Linked DNA regions of Mus musculus: region 1 is linked to region 2. Evidence: chromatin loops called from intact Hi-C (ENCODE). Cell type or tissue: left cerebral cortex. All regions are shown on one strand. Links, peaks and the distances in the headings refer to the core of each region. The heading gives the core; the rest is flanking DNA. Region 1 has its middle 15 kb from the start of Gm39352. Region 2 has its middle 9.9 kb from the start of Cln6.

Region 1 (10,337 bases), core at 4,009-8,008, 270 kb after region 2:
GCTGTCCTGGGGAGGGAAGGATTTATTTCTCCTTACAACACTCCATTACAGAGGGAAGTCAGGGCTAGAAGTGGAGGCAGGAACTGAACCAGAAGCCATGAAGGAGTGCAGCTTACTGGCTTGCTCCCCAAGACTCACTCAGCTTGCTTTCTCCTATAACCCAGGACCACTTTCTCAGGAGTGGCACTGCTCACAGTGGGCTGGACACTCCCACATCAGTCAGCAATTTTTTAAAAATGTCCCACAGACACGCCCCCCAGGCCAATCCAATGAAGGCAATTCCTCAATTGAGGTTCCCTCTTCCCAAATGACCCTAATTTGTGTCAAACTGACACAAAACAAAAAAACAAACCAACAAACCAACAGCCTGACTAGCAGAGTAACCAAGGATGGCTGTCTTAATTGGGGTTTCCGTTGCTGTGATGAAACATCATGACCAAAACTCAACATGGGAAGGAATGCAGAGGCCATGGAGGGGTGCTGCTTACTGGTTTGCTCCCCATGGCTTGCTCAGTCTGCTTTCATATATATATATTTCATATATATTTATTTTATGTATATGAGTACATTGTAGCTGTCTTCAGACACACCTGAAGAAGGCATCAGATTTCATTACAGATGGTTGTGAGCCACCATGTGGTTGCTGGGAATTGAACTTGGGAACTTTGGAAGAGTAGTCAGTGCTCTTAAACACTGAGCCATCTTTCCAGCCCCAGCCTACTTTCTTATAGAACCCAGGATCACTATCCCTGGGAAGGTATTACCCACCATGGGCTGGGCCCTCCCCCATCAATTACTAATAAACTGCCTTACAGGCTTGCCTACAGCCAGACTTCATGGAGTTGTTTTCTTAATTGAGGTTTCTGCCTCTCAAATGGCTTTAGCTTGTGTCAAATTGGCATAAAACTATCCAGCACGATGACCTCAATTTTCTTATTCTCCTGCCTCCACCTTGGAGAGCTGAGATTATGAACACGGAACATCACATCCGAGCTCCATGCATGCGAGGCAGGCATCCTATCCACTGAGCTATGGATCCTTCTCCTGGTCCCCAAACAGAGATTTTTTTTTTACTCACTCTAACACTACCTAAAAGTTTTTAATATGTTCTTGTTATTTCTGCCCCCTTGTGATAGTCACTGATGACACATGACCATCGGATGGTGCTCAGCAAGCCTGAGCACTCAGCCAGCTTAGTCAGACTCTACATTCCCAGCACTGCTCCCACATACTGGCTCTGGGACCTTGAATGAGCCCCGCCCCCAGTGTGGCCTTCAGCATGTTCACTCGAGAAGATTCATGATGTGAAGTGGAAATTTCCAGAACAGTGGTTGGCTCATTCTCTTTCTTTTGGCTGGGCAGCATCTCTGCATCCTGGACCCGAGCCTGCGGCTGAGTCACAGTTGCTCTTAGCATCCTTCTTGGACTGCATGGGGTCAGAGCATTGTTTGTCTTTGTGTCTGAGCTCATTCCTGACATTGCAGACACAGATAGTGAGGGCTGCTGCTTCCCTTAGCCTATATTTCCTGTCCTTCCTCCCCTCACTCCAGGGGCTTGTGGGAAAGACTTAAGAACACAAGTTGAAGGCCAGTGAGGGCAATTTCCCAAGGCAGAGTCCAGGATCCCTATGCAGCCCCTCGTGCTCCCTTACCAGGGACCATCCATCCCACATCATGAGTCTTGAATTAATCATTCCTTTCCTGACCCTGGGAGCTCCTAAGGAGGAAGGTGGACATTTCCCACCTGTTCTTCTTGGCCCAGTCTGTCCCTTTACTTCTTACCCATCTTACCAACTGGGGCTTCGCAGCTGGGACTCACCCATCCTTGTGCCAGCTTTTCCTAACCTAGACAATCCACAAATGTTCACCCTTGTAATATTCTCTTCTCTTCTTCCAATGGTCTAAGGGGCCTCTCAGGCACCACAGCCTACCTCACTCCTTTCCTCAGGCTCTGCAGGTACACCCTCGGATTATATAGTGGTTAAGAACGTAAGTGCTGATGGTCCCTGTGGAATTCCCATCACATCTCCACCTCTCCCCCCAAAAGTCTCTTTGCCTCTGTATCTCCTCTCCCTCTACTTCTCCCTCCCCCGTGGGTGTCTGTGTGTGTGGGGGGGGTGCATCTGTGTGTGTCTGTGTCTGTGTATGTGTGTATCTGTGTGTCTGTGTGTGTGTGTAGATCAGAGGATAACAGTGGACATCAGTCCTCTACTTTGCTTAAGATAGGATCTCTTGTTCTCTGCTGTGCACACCAACGACTTTCTGGGAATTCTCTTGTCTCCACCTCCCATCTTGGAGTGTTGTGATTAAGAAGGTATTCTACCATGCCTGGCTGTACATGTCTTCTTGGGCTTCAAATGCAGGTCCTCACTCTTCAAATGACAAGATTTTTGCCCACTGAGCCATCCCCAGAGCCCACAAGTTGTTTTAACCACAGTGACCTGATTTTCCCATTCATAGAATACTGACAATTTCTTCCTCCAGAGGTAAGATATAACAACACACTGTGTGTGTGTGTGTGTGTGTGTGTGTGTGTGTGTGTGTGTGTGTGTGTGTGTGAGAGAGAGAGAGAGAGAGAGAGAGAGAGAGAGAGAGAGAGAGAGAGAGAGAGAGAGAGATGGGAGGGCTCTTCACTGAATCTCTGCATGTGGCCTGACTGTACTGAGCCTCTCTCGCCGCTGGGCTCTGAGCTAGTTAGTACTGGACCACAGAACCTAGAACTCCATGCATGCCCTCAAGGAGCCCTCTGTCAACAAGGGAGAGAAAGGGCAAGCTGATGTTTAGACACAGAGCTGTGTCCAGATTGCATGAGCAGGAGAGTCACACCTCCGTGAGGATAGGGACCCTCCTAGACAGTGCCACCAGTTGACGACTCAAATACTTGAGCCCCAGGGGGATTTTACATCCAAACCATAACAGCGCCATGTTTGGACCAGATAAGGATCTTCTCCTTCCGGGGTCTCACTCATCCTGTCTTCTCCATAACCCAGGATGTGAATGGAGCCATGAGCCTAGCTGTAAACTATGTTGCCTCCAGAGTGCCAGGAGGCCTAGCAAGGCCAAGCTTACTACAAGGACCTTGTGCCCGGAGCAACAGCCTGTCTTTTCTTTTGGAGGGAATATCTCAGAACACCTCTGTAGTGCCAAACCCCTCAAGCTTCACAGAAGTGTCTGGTCCCTGAACTTGTAGTCCTGGAGTGCACAGGTCTTACCTAGGCTTCAGGTCCTCCTGCCTCTGACCTGGCGTCCTCCATGGCCTGGAGGCCCGTGAGATGACAACTGCGTGCTGATCTGCTGGCTACATGGCAGTGGTGGGAGAGAGCTCTGAGTCCTGGGGCCGCATCCTGATTCACTGTGTCTTGCCATCTATATACGAGTAAGTGGCCAATAGCTTTATCTGCTCCTAACTGAGAGAGGAAGACCTTATTCACCGATCGATGCCTGGTACCTGGACCTGAGTCTTACTAATCTTCCCTATCAGTGACCCTGGAAGGTTTGTGGGGTCAGGGGAGTTCAAGATCGACAATGAGACAGATTATGGAGAGTGATGAGTTTATATTAACATGGTGGACAGACGGACCGTTCAGGCCCCAGTACTAGAGACAGACAGCAAGGTGGGGGTCTCTGAAGAGATGAATCACAGCCCCCATGGCAGGATGGGGGAGGGTTCACAGGAAGATCCAGACTCTCTGGTTCCCATGCAGGAGGCAGGGAAGGGAGGGAACAGGATCTGTGGCCAATACTACCTTTGATGACAGCTCACTTTCCAGGTGAGAGATGCAGGCCCTGGGCGGCTGATAGCTAGGCCCTGGCATTCATTCCCAGGGGGGTGCCTCTGGTGTCTGTGAGGAGGCGGCTACTGCCTGTCTTACAGAGAGCACACTGAGGTAGGTACCTCAATGGGTTACGGAGTACAAACTGGGGTCCGTACCTTGATGGGTGACACACACTGTCCTTAGAAGTCAAGAAGGTCCAGTCTCCTTCCACTGACACTGTGTTCCTGGGGTTGTTAGAGCCAGAGCCTGGGTCCTGGTAACAATTGAGGCTCGGCCGTCTGTCCCCAACAGTCCAGTTCAAGAGACAAGTAATGAAAAAAGGCAGAAAAGGAGCTGTGGTCAACGTGGCCACATTGGGAACAGGATCAGAGAGCAACAGTGGCCCTGCCCCTTCTCAAGATCATCTCCAGGGTCTGGCACCTGACGTAGGTTCAGTTTTAAATAGAAGGCAAGAGGTATGCAGAGTTAATTTGTCACAGTGAGGTCATGCTGCCCGTCGTCATCGTCGTTATCTGGGGTCCAGTCCCTCTGCAAGGTAGTCTGACGGCTGGAATCTCTTGTCTGGAGACAAGTTGCCCTCTGGCCAGCTGCAGGCTTTAGCCCTTTCCTTCTCCCATCATGAGCTTCTTGGGGAAATGCTTGGGGGAGCGTCATCTCAGTAGTCTAATAACCAAAAGCATAGCACCTCACCTAAAAGACCTGGAGCGGCTTGCTGGATTGTGAGCCAGGATGACTCCTTGCCTCTGGGCCTTCTTGCTTCCCTCCCTAACTTCTTAGCTGGGGTGTTTCTTGTCACTGTTTTTCTGGTGTGGAAAGGGCAGGTGGCACTGTTGGTTAAATATCCGCTTCACCGGAGGACCAAGCTTACATTTGCTCGTCATGCTTTGACTCCCACCCAGGCAAATTACTTGGGTGGTGTCTTACGGTTTTACTGTTGTGAACACCATGACCAAAGCAACTCTTTCCCCCCCCCCCCCCCCAAGACAGGGTTTCTCTGTGTAGCCCTGGCTGTCCTGGAACTCACTCTGTAGACCAGGCTGGCCTCAAACTCAGAAATCCTCCTGTCTCTGCCTCCAAAGTGCTGAGATTAAAGGCGTGCGCCACCACCGCCTGGCCCAAAGCAACTATTATGAGGACAGCATTTAATTAGGGCTGGCTTACAGGTTCAGAGGTTCAGTTCATTATCATCAAGGTGAGAGCATGGCAGTATCCAGGCAGGCATGGTACAGGAAAAGCTGAGAGTTCTAAGTCTTCATCTGAAGGCTGCTAGCAGAAAACTGACTTCCAGGCAGCTAGGATGAGGGTCTTAAAGCCCACACTCACAGTGACACATATACGCCAAGGCCACACCTCCAAATAGTGCCACCCCCTGGGCCAAACATATTCAAATCACTACAGGTGGTAAATTCAATTCTTTGTGTGGAATTGTGACTTAAATGTCTGACTGACTGTGGTGTGGTCATTCTCCAATGCTAACATTTCTGAGGAAAGGCAAGTCTCCATTTGGCCTCCACCTTGTCCTCCATTTAACATTCCCAGCTGAATCCATGCAACCCTCGTGCAGGTTACCAGATCTCGAGCCATCAGGGGCTTTAGGTAGCTCATCCCACATGATGGACACACAGTAACTAAGGGTCTGATTCTTTCCCTCTTCCCACGCTGCCTGGGAATCAGACAGCCCGACTCGGGAAGGACTCTAGTCATCAAATACGTAAGACCTCTACCCGCCCCATCCTGGAAACCTGTAAGAGAGGACCTCTCACACTCAACCTCATGGGCCTGAACTCTCTTCAGAACTACGACCGACTATGTCATTAAAAACTGCCCTAGTAAAACTGCCCTCTTACTAAAAAGAGAGTCTGCCTCAGTTTCCCCCTCAAATCAGAGTCCCTAATACTCTGAAGTTCAGCGCCATCAGCTATAAAACCAGAATACCATAGCACTTATCTTATATGGCTTTTTTTTTATTGAAATAATTCCAGGTGCAAAAGGAGTTACATTGTAACACCCATCTTATGTCAGGAGTGTGGAGTTACTCTATCTTCTGAGGAGTATCTGTCATTCCTAGAAAGGCCAGCAGGTGGTACTGTCTCAGAACAAATCTTTCCACCAGTTTCTCTGTGCAGGTTTTCCATTGGGTTGTTTGTGGTGGGTAGATTGGGGAGGAGGGGAGGGCAAAGCTGACAGGAAGCAGTTATAGAGAGTATAGCACTCTCCTTTTCCAGAGGGGGCGTCACTAAGACCAAGAAGTGCTCAATACTTTCCACTGGCTGTGACAGAATAGACTGGAGTCCTCTCAGAAGAATCAGGCTGGAGTCCAGGGGACATTCTTGCCTTCTCCTTGCTTCATGGACTAGGATGCCACAAGACTGGCCAAGTAGGGATGCGGCAAGGACCAGTCATAGAAAAAGGCTGTCTGTGCTCTCCAGGCTGACTAGCGTCCAGAGAGATCTTGGTTATCAGGTTGACCAAGCTCTCTTCTCACAAACCGGATACTGGGAACTCAACAAAGTCATTTAACCAATGTGTTCCAGAAGCCAGAGTCTGGTCCAGGCCATGGGCCCAGGTCTCCTGCTTCCTAGATTGATCCCCTTCCAGTTTTTCTTGGTTCAAATGGGAAAGGAAAAAGTATACAGGAAAAAGATTGGCCCAAATGTCTTCCATCTCTGCACCTAGGCCACTCCTACTCCCTTTCACTCTGATGCTTAACCCATGACCCCTACCATCACAGTCTCATGAAATTGCCCTTTCGTCTCCTGCACTTGGAGTTTGGACAGAGGGCATCCATTTTTGTTAAACAGGAACACAATCTAGAGAGGGTACAAGCCTCCCAGGGGAAAGAAATAGCCATAAGAGGGATTGGGGGAAGCAGGGCATTGTTGCTGGGCAACCAACTTCTTCTGTTGCCTCGGTAACAGCCCCATCAGAGGGAGGCTGTATGCAGAGTGTGCCTATGAGCTCCAGTCCTGGTGGCACCAGCTGGCTGGGTGTCCCCTCCCCCCACCCTGTTTCACACGGCCTCCTGCACATATGGGAGGGCCCCAAGCAAGGTTACAGCCCTTTCCCTCTGCACCTCCTGCCTTCTGCACCATCCTTCAGCACAGAAGCATATGCTGTGCACATCCAGGTAGTCCGCTTGCCTCCAGACTCCTGTTCATACTCTCATTCACTCAACAAACATGCACCCTATGGTGCCTACACTGCAAGGACTCAGCCAGGTCCCAGGACACAGGGAAGTCAGGTAGGGTCACACAGTTTCAAGCAGTAACTAGCAGGGTAGTCAGACAAGTAACTGTGAATGCATTTGACCAGAGAACCATGGAGTCACAAAAGAGTGGGCCTCCACATCTGAGGGAGGAAAGGGGGAAGGGGTGGGCCGTGTAACACACTCCCAAGATGCCATGATCTCCTCTCCAGAACTTTGAGCAGTACTCACTGAGGCAAAGGGAACGTGCAGCTGTGACTACATTAGGGACTGTGTGGTGGGGAGTTACCCAGATCATCTTGGTGGCCCTGGATGTAACTATGGGTCTTCCAAGAAAGAGAGAGAACTAGAGAGAGGGAGATGGGGTGGTAGAAACACATGGCAGGAGCGCTGTGAGGAAGGGCCACAAAGTGCAGCATCTCCACAGCCCTCTGCTTTGGACTTCTGACCTTCAGTGCTGAGAAAGTATACAGTGGTCTCACTTCAAAGCATCAGATTTGTGGTCATTTGTAAGAGTGGCCACAGGGGTGGGGGGAAGAGTTGCCACAGAAAACTAATAGGGGTTGGAGAATTTCTTGGAGGAGGTGATGTCTGGTAGAACTCTAAAGAATTAGGGGTGAGTCCCTCAAGGGACAGAGAAGCCTACTTAGACAAAGACCAGGATGAGATTGGCTCTGGTCCACTGTGCTTTCTCAAGGCCGTGAGAGATAGACAGGGAGAGGAGGTAGAGGCTGGCAGTTGTGAGAGAGGAAGGTAGTGGCCGGATCACACCGGGTGTCCCAGGGAGCAAGAGGGAGCCACTGAAGGTCACAGGGAGAGGTGGCTGAGTCACACTGCAATGCTGAGGTCCCTGGCTTCAGCAGAAAGGACTGTGGAAGCAGTATAGTCCCCATGAGAGTTGAGAACAGCAGCGATGGGATGAAGGGGCAGCAGGAAAGGCTAGACTCTGGGATGAACTGGGGCGAACTATGGACTGACTCCATCCATCCCACTGTTTGGAAGACAAGGAAAGAACAGGTAATTTGGGGCTTTGGTTTTGCCAGTAGGTGGCGCCATTGGCCATACGGTGGTAGGGAGCCAGAAGTCTGGGGCAGATGTAGAAAGGAACCCAGTGTCTCTGAGCAAAACCCCAGGAGGTGGGAAATACTTACTGGGAATTAGATAGAGGATGCTGCCCAGAGAGCCTGTGGCTGTTAGGGTGCCTCTGCGGAGGCACCACCCCAGTTACCTCCTATTGCAGTTCCAACCAGAAGGTTCCAGAAGCTGACAGAGACTGAATATCTGAAGAGCAGCCCTGTCTGGGACCTAGAAAGCAGCTCTGTGTTCTCAACATCTCAACTCCAATTTCTTTATAAAACCTAGGCAGACTCCACCCTGGCCTGAGGAAGGGGACACCGTGGATCCGTTGGTGGCCCACCCTCCCACCCTTCTTCCAGTCGTCCAATATCCAGGAGAGCTGGAGGTGCCAGTGAGGCCTGAAAATGACCAGAACCCAGCTGGAAACCAAGAGTCTCAGGTGTATGGCAGGTCAAAGAAGGATGGGTACCGGCAACATCCTCACGTCCAACTCTGGGGGTACGTCTGTGAAAACACTGGGGTGTGAACTGGTAAACTGGACAGTAACTTAAAATTTTCCACCCTAAGAAAGTACTCTCTCCCACCAGGTATAGGGGCACACACCTTTAATCCCAGCAGAGGAGGAGGCAAGTGGATCCTTGTGAATTGGTGGTCAGCCTGGTCTAAGCAGTGAGTTCTAGGCTAACCGGGGCTATAGAGTGAGACGCTGTGTGATAGTTTGAGTAGGTATGGCTCCCACAGACATTTTGAATGCTTGGTCATAGGAAGTGGCACTATTAGAAGGTGTGACCTCGTTGGAGGAGTTGTGTCACTGGGAGGGAGGCTTTGGGGTTATATGAGCTCAAGCTAGTTGAAGTCACATGGTTTCCTTCTGCTGCCTTCGGATCGAGATGTAGAACTCTCAGCTCCTTCTCCATCACCATGCCTGCCTGCACACTGCCATGTTTCCCACCATGACCATAATGGACTGAACCTGTAAGCCAGCCCCAATTAGATGTGGTTCTTTATAAGAGCTGCCTTGGTCATGGTGTCTCTTTATAGCAATAAAACCCTAAGACATGTCTTGTCCTGTCTCAAGTATACAAACAAACAAACAAACAAACTCCTTTTACTCAGTAGTTTCAATGTTTGCAACATATCCTAAAGAAATAAACAGAGGCAGGTGTGATGGCACACACCTTTAATCTCAGCACTTGGGAGGCAGAGGCAGGCAAAACTCTGAGTTGGAGGCCAGCCTGGTCTACACAGCCAGTCTTGGACAGCCAGGGCTACACAGAGAAACCCTGTCAAAACAAAACAAAACAAAACAAAAAACAAACAAACAAAAAAACAGAACAGAACAGAACAGAATATCTATGTGCAGAGATGAACATGGGGCAGTGTTTGTAGTTGCCAAAACTGAAACAACTTATTTAACAACAGGGCAACATTGAGGGTTATTATAGCTGCTTAGAGAAAAGAATATTATGAACCCCCAAAAAGAAGAGTCTGAGGTGGGCATGGTGGTGCATAGCTCTGTTCAGGGTCATCCTTGCTTAAACGGTGACTTTGAAGATGGCCTGCCATCTTGTCTTAACAAACAAGAGAGATTTGGAAAAAAACAAAAACCTGTAGTGAGTGGAGGATGCATCTACAATGTTGCATCCTTATATCACACAGTATTGATTTCAACCCTGACAACTGTAACAAAGCCACTGTCCAGTTGGTTCACCAGACAGGCGCTTTCAGCCAAGCCTGGGGAGGCGTCTGGGATGGAAACCACAGAATGCAAGGAGTTGACCTCTGACCTCCAAGATGTGAGTTCTTGCAGGATCCACACCCCCAAGAAATGAACAATAAAACCTTACCAAAAAACCTTAAAAAACAAGTTGTAGAAGGAAACCTCAACTCGCTCTCATTTCCAGGCTTTGGTGTTTTTGTCTTTTTTGTTTGTTTGTTTGTTTTTGTTTTGTTCCTTTGTGGTTTTTCCGAATTTTACCACATTTTCTACGATAAGCAGACAAACTTTCAACCTATAGAAAACAAATTTGGTTAACCAAAATATCCTTGTTGAAATCAGATGCCAGCCAGTAAACGGCAGGGCTGGGACCGAAAGCCAGGCCTGACTCCAAACTGCCACACCCCACACCCCAGTGACAAGAGTTGAGTGTCCAATGGAGACTCCCAGGCCCACCCCACTGGCGGGCAGAGGATCTGAACAGTGGGCAGCGTTTTCTACACCATCCAGTCTAGAGCAGGCTCAGCTGGCCCTCCCTTCCTCTGCAAGGGCGTCCACTCTCT
Region 2 (10,337 bases), core at 3,450-7,449:
TCTCTTTCCAGTGATGGCCGACTAGGCCATCTTTTGATATATATGCAGCTAGAGTCAAGAGCTCCGGGGTACTGGTTAGCTCATAATGTTGTTCCACCTATAGGGTTGCAGATCCCTTTAGCTCCTTGGCTACTTTCTCTAGCTCCTCCATTGGGAGCCCTATGATCCATCCATTAGCTGACTGTGAGCAAGAGAAAAGCTCTTAACAAGAGTTGTTTACTTCCATTCCTGTCTTCCATGCTCCTTTGCATCTCCTGATCTTCCTGGAATGGGCTTCAGTGCCAACAGCAGAATCAGGTCAAACCAATCTATGCATAATGCATGGATGACCTAGGAATTAACTTTCCACCCAATGCAGGAAACCCTCCTGGTTAGACATTAAATTAACTATTCATTGGCTTGGATACAAGATCCCTCACCAAACAATAAGCAAGTCACAATTCTTAATGGGCCCTGCTGGCAAAACTGGTTCCTTCTTCCCAGCTAGACAATAAGGTACCAGTCAGTCAATAAGCATCTCTTGAGCTGCATCAGAATGAGGCACACAGGGACCAATATTTCCTCCCTTCCTTTCTTCCTTGTCTGTGTGTACCAGTGCCTGCAGGTTCGCGTGCCTGTGTGCAGGAGACCTCCCTAGATCACTCTTTACATTTGCTGTGTGAGCCAGTGTCTCTTACTGAACGTGACTCTGGCTAGGCCGGCCTGCCAAGGAGCTTCAAGGATTCTCCCCATCCCCAGGGCTGAGTTTACAGGCCTGAATTTTACATGGGTTCTGGAGATCTGAATGCAACTCCCCAGGCTTATGTGAAGGGCACTTTACAGACTGAGCCATCTCCCAAAGACCCCCTCCCCTTCCTGCTTTGCTCTTGTTTTCAAACAGGATCTCACTATATAGCTTTGGCTGGCTTGAAGCTTACTACATTGACCAGGCTGGCCTCAAACTGATGGACATCTGCCTGCCTCTACCACCTGAGTGCTGGGAGTAGAGGTGTGAGCCACCTCTTTTTTTTTTTTTTTTAAAGATTTATTTATTTATGGTATTATATATAAAAGTACATTGTAGCTGTCTGTCTTCAGACACTCCAGAAGAGTGTGCCAGATGGTTGCTGGGATTTGAACTCAGGACCTTTGGAAGAGCAGTCGGTGCTCTTACCCACTGAGCCATCTCACCAGCCTGAACCACCTCTCTTTGAGTGTCTCCTCAGACTTACTCTGTAGCCAAGGATGACCTTGAGTCCTGATCCTCCTGAGAGGATCCTCTGGAATTCAGGGTACAGATTTATAAAACCACACCCAGTTTCTCTGTTTTTTTTTTTTGTTGTTGTTGTTGTTGTTGTTTAAAGGTAGACTCTTTCTGTGTAACACTGGCTGGCCTGGAACTCTCTATATTGATCCTGAAATTTACTGAGATCCACCTGCCTCTGCCTCCTAAGCAATGGGATTAAAGGTGTGTGGCTATGGTAGTAATTTTCTGTTTGTTTGTTTTGTTTTGTTTTTTGAGACAGGGTTTCTCTGTATAGCTCTGCTGTCCTGAAACTCACTCTGTAGACCAGGCTGGCCTCGAACTCAGAAATCCGCCTGCCTCTGCCTCCCAAGTGCCTGGCATGGTAGTATTTTGATTTTAAGTTTTTAAACATTCTATATGAATTATTTTGTCTACACGTGTGTATAATGCTCATAGAAGTCAGAAGAGGGCACAAAATTCTCTGGAACGAGAGCTTAGAACAGCTGTGGGTGCTAGAAACTCAAGACAGGTCATCTGCAAGAGCGACAAGGATTCTCAACCACTGAGCTAGTTCCCAGGGCTTATGGGAGCATTTTAAATGCAGTCCCATAAATCCTGCCCCCGTGCCCCCACATATGTGTGTGTATGTGTCTGTATGTGCATGTGCGTATGTGTGTGTCTCTGTGTGTGTCTGTGTCTATGTGTGTGTGTGTATTTGTGTGTGTGTGTGTATGTGTGTGTGTGTGTGTGTATTAGGGATGGAACCCAGGGCCTTAAGAAGGCGGTGGTGGTGCATGCCTTTAATCCCAGCACTTGGGAGGCAGAGGCAGGCGGATTTCTGAGTTCGAGGCCAGCCTGGTTTACAGAGTGAGTTCCAGGACAGCCAGGGCTATACAGAGAAACTCTGTCTCGAAAACAAACAAACAAACAAACAAACAAAACCAAAAACCAACCAACCAAACAAACAAAAAAAGAATGTTAACTAAGGGTTCTACCACTGATCTATACCCTAGCTATTATATCTTTAATACAATTTAAATGTAATGGATGAACAGAAGTTAGCAGTGAATATTTAATTAGAAATGTTTTTCATACCTTTTCAAAGTGTTGGGAGAGAACTCTAATGGCTCTGTCCTCTTGATGAGAACTGAAGTGGGATTTTCTGAGACTTTGAGTCTAGGTTAGAGTGGCCTGGAACTAACTCACTGTGCAGCCCACCCAGCCGTGAGTTCTGACATCTGCCAGCTCGGCCTCACAGGTGCTGGGTTAAAGGCTTTTGCCACCATGCTTGGCTTCAAATTAACGGTCCTGCCACGGCACCTGGGCTGTGACCGCTTACTATGCCATATATATATATATAATCTCGATGTACTCTCTCTCTGGACAGGTCCACATAAGGGTCAGGGATATTTTTACATGACATACTTCAGGATTTATGGGTCACATCTCTGATGGGCTTCACATTTAAAGAACTGTTTGCATGTATGTAATGGGATATTTTGAAGATGGGATTCAAGTCGGAACATGCAAATCAGTTGTGTTGCACACATTTATTTACATAAACTGAAGGTAATTGTGCATAGTATGCTGGCACACCTGAATTTTGTTAGGACACCTGTCTGTGAGGTCAGGGTTGAATTTTCCATTAGTGCCATCACATCAGAACTTAAAGCTTTTCCTGTTTTACAGAGTTTCTGGATCCAGACAGTCAGGTTAGGATGCTCAGCTATGGTCTATTTTCTGAAAATCTGTAACTTCCATTGGAAACTCAAAGACCTCTCTGATGTAGCCACACATTTTTGAACTATTCTCTTTCTCTGTCTCTGTCTCTGACATAAACTTCCTTCCTTCCCTCCCTCCCTCCTTCTTTCTTCTTTCTTTCTGAGAGGAAATTTAGGTGTGTAGCCCAGGTGCCCGTGAGCTCACCATCCTCCTGCCTCAGACCCCCAAATACTTGGAATACTGCTGTGTACCACTATGCCAGTTTGGACTGCTGATTTGACTCAAGTCAGTAAGGTGCTTGTCACACAAGAATGAGGATCCGAGTTTGACACCTCCGATCCAGGTTAAAACAAAACAATCCCAGGAGTGAGGTGGCACACAGTTATTCCAACACTGCAGGGGGTGGGGGGCGGGTGGGGGGGGGATGGCAAGGACAGTAGGATCTCTGGGGCTTGGCAGCCAGCCTCCATTCACATGAATAAGCTCTCCTGGGGCTGTGATAGAGGGATATACCCAGTGTTGACCGTGCACCAGCTGAGACCCGAGAGTGTACACACAACACCAACGCGTAAGAGTTAACTAGGGGAGGAGGTGGGAGAGTGTGGTTTTAGTGCAAGGCTCTAGGTGTGAGCCACAGCGCAGTAAGAGAAAACCAGTGTCCTAGGATTGTGAAGAACTGCGATTGTTCCTGTAACAACTGGACCCAGAATGGAGACAATAGGGTTGTTTTATGTTGCTGTGGTAAGGATCCATGATTCGCCAAAGAATGACACCCCAGACTCAAATAGTATGTAAATGCAAAGAGGGTTTTATTCTGCAGAAGTTCAACATGCTGGGGTCTCCCCATTACTAAGATAGACCCCCCCAAGTGAGCTTGCAGACCTGATTTAAGGCACATGAGATGACCTCACTGTTAATCTGTTGGGTCCATCTCTATGGACATTCCATTACCGGGTGTGGGGGCTGGAAACTTGTTTGGGAGGTCTGGAAACAGTGCTGACTCATTGTCCTTGCCTCCGGCCGGGTGGCTTCTAAGGCCTGGAATTGCCTGGAATTGCCCAGTTCTTGGAAACAGAGATTTAGATCTAGTTTCCTTTCTTTTGGGGTGAGGGTGGGGGGTGGGGGTTGAAACAGGGTTTCTCTGTTCCTGGAACTCACTCTGTAGACCAGGCTGGCCTCGACCTCAGAAATCTGCTTGCCTCTGCCTCCCAGCGTGTTAGGATCAAAGGCGTGCACCACAACTGCCCGGCTAGGCCTAGTCTCCTTAACTGCCAATTTGAAGCCTGTCATGGAATCTGCTTAGCCTTCTCACTGTGTGTGCTGAGGGGGACTGAGTTGGAGGCCAGCCTGAGTTACAAAAAGTACATTACCCCTGGGCGGTGGTGGCACACACCTTTAATACCAGCACTTGGGAGGCAGTTTTCTGAGTTCAAGGCCAGCCTGGTCTACAGAGTGAGTTTCAGGTCAGCCAGGGCTACACAGAGAAACCCTGTCTCGAAAAAAACAAAAACATAAAACATTAACACTGCTGTACTGGCTAGTTTTGTGTCAACTTGACACAGCTGGAGTTATCACAGAGAAAGGAGCTTCACTGAGGAAATGCCTCCATGAGATGCAACTGTGGGACATTTTCTCAATTAGTGATCAAGGGGGAAAGGCCCCTTGTGGATGGGACCATCTCTGGGCTGGTAATCTTGGTTCTATAAGAGAGCGGGCTGAGCAAGCCAGCGATGCAAGCCAGTAAGTAACATCCCTCCATGGCCTCTGCATCAGCTTCTGCTTTCTGACCTGCTTGAGTTGCAGTCCTGACTTCCTTGGTGATGAACAGAATTTGGAAATGTAAGCTGAATAAACCCTTTCCTCCGCAAATGCTTCTTGGTTTGTGCAGGAATAGAAACCCTAACTAAGACAACTGCTAAAATAAATAAATAAAATCAAGGATCTGAGACAGGAGAGAAAAGGGATGGGCAATATTCACGCCAGTTCCTGCAGTGGCAGTGAAAAGGATTGTAGTTCCCATTCCTAAGTCTCGGCACAGAGAAGCCAGGAACTACATTTCCCAGAATCCTTGACCGCATGAGAGTCAGCCCCGGGGCACACAGGGAAGTTCTCCCGAGAGGCTCGTCAAGTGAGTGGAAGGGAGCTGACCGCTTGGGCAGAAGTGCTGCAGGCGCGTGCAGAGGCCGAAGGGCGTTCCCTGCAGCTTCCTGGCGCCTGCAGCTTCCCGGTGTGCTTCTGAGGACGGCCTGCGGGGGCGCTGCAGCCCGAGCTCAGGCGTGGGAGCCAGTCCGAAGCGCTTCGTCGTGTTGCCATGGTTTCAGGGCCGAACACTTGGGTGCCACACACTGGAGCTGCGGTTCAAGCTGCTTTGTGCCCTCAGCCTTTCTGAAGATTGTGTACACCCCATATTCTCTATACTCAGTACTGAAAAACCTTTCTTTTTTTTTTTTTTTTTTTTTTTTTTGCCTTTTAACTCCAAAACTCACTTCTCAGTATCTGCTCTGTAATTGATCACGGGCAAACTGATTGGGAACGTGACTCAGGTCACGTTCGACAGGGGACCGCCCTGAAAGCATCTGGGGGAGGGAGTGGCTTTCTGTTGTCTCTGTTACCTTTAGAGATACTGTAGGACAGGAAAGGAAGATACAGCGACAGGTCACATACAAGTCCTTAAGTTGGGTCTCTGAGCGTTGGTTTGTTTGAGGCACGGTCACACCATGTTACTTCTGGCTGACCTTGTACTTGCTGTGTAGCTCAGGCTGGCCCAGAACCCACAGAGATTTTTACCCCTTTGCTTCAAGAGTGCTGGGAGTAAGGCGGCACGCTACCACTCCGTCTCCAAGTGTTTATCTGATGCTGGGTTTATTCTTTACATACATCAAATAATAATCAGCTTTTAAAAGGAGCCTGTAGTTTCTCTCTTTCGCCGCTATGTGGCAGTTTAGTGTGTTGGGTAAAGTAAATCCTGGTAGGAAAGACTGCTGAAAATGGAAACGTATCTAAAATAGCACGAACTCTAGTAGAGTTCTATTTTCCTATAGGGACGTATAAAATAGGGTATTGTTTTTGAAACTTGTCATGTGTGTCTGTGTGTGTGTGTGCGCGCGCGCGCGCACTCGCGCACAGGTTCACTCAGAGGTTCCCTGATGAAGCCAGCTCTAGGGGATTCAACACCCTTCACACACACACACACACACACACACACACACACACACAGGTTCACTCAGAGGTTCCCTGATGAAGCCAGCTCTAGGGGATTCAACACCCTTCACACACACACACACACACACACACACACACACACACACACACGGGCGGGGAACCCCAGGCTTGGGGGCAGGTGCCTTTATCTCTCCAGCCCCCATCCATCTCTTCAAACCTGCAGAGCCAGATTCCCTGGAGCTGGAATTCCAGGTGGTGTTGAGTCACCCAGCGTGACTGCAGGGAACCTATCTCCCTCTCTCAGGTGCTCTTAACTGCTGAGCCATCTCTCCAGCTGCCGCCTCCGACCCCCCATCCCCCCCTGCCATCTGCCTTCTAGGCCAAGCTCTGGTCCTTTACAACTCTGGGATCCTTTCCCGGGTCACCAGAAGCCACCTCTGGAGCCTGCTGGACACTGTCCTGCATCACAGTGCTTGGTTAGCCTTCAGTACCTGCAGTCTTTTCTCACTGCTAGAACAAAATACCTGGAATACCAGGGAGCCCCTGGCTCACTTTAGGACCCTGTTCCTTCGGTCCCTTTCACACACACATAGACGTACGCGCGCGAATGCACACACACACACACACCCTGGCTCACTTTAGGACCCTGTTCCTTCGGTCCCTTTCACACACACATAGACGCACGCGCGCGAATGCACACACACACACACACACACACACACACACACACACACACACACACACACACACTGCCAGAGAGAGATGTAGGTACTGGGAAATGAACTTGGGTTCTGATGTGGGTGCTGAGAACCTAAGGCCATCTGCAGGAGCAGCAAGGCCTCTTATTAGGACCAGCTGAGCCGTCTTTTCAAGTCACCTTTCTGGGCTCATTATTTTTATTATTTTTTATTTTTTTAAATTGAACTAGGGAGGGAGGGAAGAAAAAAGGGAGGGACAGAGAGAGATCCTTTCCTATAGTGTGGCTTGTTTCTGGACTTCCTAGTCTCTGTTCTACCACTGTGTTTATCCTTGTGCAAAACTCTCGGTTTTAAAGGCAGTGGCTTTCTAATCCGCCCTGATGAACGTACTTTACTTCCTGCCCCCAACCCCTGTGTTCTGGTCCCATATAAACCCCACTGGGCTTCTACATTCCTACAGGAAGGCAGGAAAGGGGACTTCGGAGTAGGAATGCTTTGAATCAGCAGGGAGATGGGGAGATTAACACCTTTGCAGCAGCGAGCCTTGCAGCTGGTGGCTGTAATAGGGTCCTCTAGAAGACTCGTCCTCCCCTCTGGACCCCTTCCCCTCCTCTTTTGAGACAAGGTCTCATATATTCTAGGCTAGTCTCTGTGTTTTATAAAAAGATAAGAAAAAGAAGGAATATGTTTGTAGGAGGCACGATATGTGTGGGGGAAGGGTGCCTCTGCGGGCCCATTGCTGAGCCATCCTTTCCCCCTAAAGGACCTGCCACACGACGGTATGGTATAGAATCTAGCTTACTCAGGGCATGGGGAGGGGAGTTGGGAGAGTGGCAGAGACAGAGAAAGGCACGGAGAGAGAGAGCAGAGGAGTAGAGGCCGGCCATGAGCACGTGGGGGGGGGGGGAGGGGAATGGGGAGAGAAGGCGAGCTGGAGCTAGAGGACAGAGCAAGAGTGGGCAAGCAGCTGTTGCCAGGTAACTGTGGGGCGGAGCCTAGACTAAAAGCCAACTGTCTCTATCTCAGTTTCTTCTCTGTGGCTGGGATAAACCCACCAAAACCAAGGCAGCTTATGGAAGGAAGGGTTTATTTGGCTTATGGTTCCAAAAGCACAAGAGTCTGTCCTGGTAGGGAGGCACCACAGCAGGCAAGCACAGCGACTGGAGCAGCAAGCAGAGAGCTCACACCTAACACAAAACACAAACAGGAAGTAGAGAGAGCAAGTCAAATACAATTGCACTGGGAGTCTTTAATCTAGCCTGCCCCAGCCCACGTGACACACCGCCTCCATCAAGGCCAGAGTTCCTAAACCTCCCCAAACACAGGGCTTTGTTCTTGTTCTTTCTGATGTGTTTTTAAAAAGATGTGTTCTATGGAGGTGGGATGAGGTATGGGGGAAGGGGATGCCTCAGCGGGCCCATGTGAAGGCATCCCTTCCCCTGAGGGACCAGCCACACGACTGTTTAGATAGAGATAGTTTAGAATAGAGTTTACTCAGGGCATGGGGAGGGGAGTTAAGAGGATAGTAAAGACAGAGAAAGGCAGAGAGAGGGAGAGAGACGGAGGGAGGGAGAGAGAGAGAGAGAGAGAGAGAGAGAGGCCATGAGCACGCGGGGAGAGAGAGGGGGAAGGGAATCAGAGAAAGAGCAAGAGAACAAGAAAAGACCAAGAGACCTAAAGATCAAAGAGGGGGCAAGCAGCCCCTTTTATAGTGAGTCAGGCATACCTTGCTGTTGCCAGGTAACTGTGAGGCTGAGCCTAGACAGAAGGCTAACAGTTCCAGAAAATTTTTCTCCATTAGCCATAACCCCATAATATTTAGGTTTTTAAAAAATTTATAGCTAGTTGGGCATTGGAAGCATAGGCCTTTAATCTTAGCACTCAGGAGGCAGAGGTCAAAGATCTCTGTGAGTTCAAAGCCAGCCTTTTCTACACCATGAGTTCCAGGAGAGTCAGGGATAGGTAGAGAAACCCTGACTCAAGGGGAAAAAATGTTTGTAGCTAACATTGTGTATGTTACATTGTGCAATGTTCAGAGTAGAACATGTGTGTTACAAACAGTATTTGATCTTCAGCTTTTTTTAGTTTTGTTTTGTTACCAGTGGGGGGAAAAAGATGTAGCAAGCCTACTGTCTGGCATATTGCTTGGTCCCCCAGAGGGTGTTTGCTTCATGGTAGCCATCTTTACATCAAGCCCCACCCACTTTAAGCACTAAAATAGGTGTTCAGATTTTGTTCAGTTAACATGTTTTCTTGGTGTTCTTTGAAAGACTTGCACAGGAGTCCTATAAACACTATCAACTTGAATGAGCTAAAAAAAAAAAAAATTTAAAAACCCACCACATTTTCACAAGCTTTTAACCGAAACACATCTTTTGCTTTAATTAAGAATGTCAGAAATAGGCCGGGCTTAGTGGCACATGCCTTTAGTCCCAGCATTCGGGAGGCAGAGGCAGGCAGATTTCTGAGTTCCAGGCCAGTCTGGTCTACAAAGTGAGTTCCAGGACAGCCAGGGCTACACAGAGAAACCCTGTCTCGAAAAAAAACAACAACAACAACAACAAAAAACAAAACAAACAAACAATAAGAATGTCAGAACTTGGGGGCTGGTGAGATGGCTCAGTGGGTAAGAGCACCCGACTGCTCTTCCGAAGGTCCAGAGTTCAAATCCCAGCAACCACATGGTGGCTCACAACCATCCATAACAAGATCTGACTCCCTCTTCTGGTGTGTCTGAAGACAGCTACAGTGTACATACATATAATAAATAAATAAATCTTTAAAAAAAAAAAAGAATGTCAGAACTTTGTCATCAGTAAAAATCTCAGGTATTTCCAATGCACGTGTTGTTAACAACTGGATTCACAGTTTATAGATGGCACCATCAGAAGAAAATGGATCTGAAATTTACCTTCAGTCAGCATTTTAATGCCTGCCTCTGCATCAGTGACCTGTGAGTTTGGGTTGTTAGCATAAACAAACCTGCTGCAGTACACTTTAAATGGTACAGTGTGCATCTAGGCATGGTGGTACATGCTGTCATCCCAGCCCTGGAGGGCTTGAGGGAGGCAGCGAGATCACCAGCTGAAGGTTAGCTCAGGATACCTCAAAGTCAGACTTTGTCTTAAAAGAAACACCACCACCACCAGATCTGGTGAAAGGGCTCAGTGGATAAAGGCATTTGCCACCAAGCTTGAGGCTTGAGTTTGATTCCTGGGTCCCACTCCTTATAGGTGTCCTCTGAATTCCAAACATGTGTTGTGGCAGGCATGCATGCAGGTATTTGTGTGAATATACACACACACACATATACACAGACACACACACAGACACACACACAGACACACACACACACACATACCATGAAATAAAAAAATCTCTTTAAAAAGGAAAATAGGGGCTGGAGAGATGACTCAGTGGTTAAGAACACTGACTGCTCTTCCAGAGGTCCAGAGTTCAAATCCCAGCAACCACATGGTGGCTCACAACCACCTCTAATGAGATCTGATGCCCTCTTCTGGTGTGTCTGA

Evidence for each region. Hi-C counts contacts between places; a loop is a spot of excess contacts. Peaks named below come from ENCODE experiments on the same cell type or tissue, not always from the same donor. Only the 100,000 strongest peaks of a DNase experiment are listed, where the experiment ranks them.
Region 1: it touches region 2 in a loop (4-fold over the local background); 1 of 42 quality-filtered maps calls a loop at or near these places.

Annotation. Positions count from the first base shown.
Region 1 is chr9:62,551,200-62,561,536 of GRCm38, reverse strand. No RefSeq gene overlaps it. Among named protein-coding and RNA genes, the nearest start is that of Gm39352, 15 kb to the right of the region's middle. In left cerebral cortex, for the core only: a CTCF peak has its summit at 5,843 (motif pointing right); DNase peaks (open chromatin) are centred at 5,873 and 6,687; H3K27ac peaks cover 2,034 bases.
Region 2 is chr9:62,823,724-62,834,060 of GRCm38, reverse strand. No RefSeq gene overlaps it. Among named protein-coding and RNA genes, the nearest start is that of Cln6, 9.9 kb to the left of the region's middle. In left cerebral cortex, for the core only: CTCF peaks have their summits at 5,184 and 5,861; DNase peaks (open chromatin) are centred at 5,133 and 5,856; H3K4me3 peaks cover 912 bases; H3K27ac peaks cover 1,204 bases.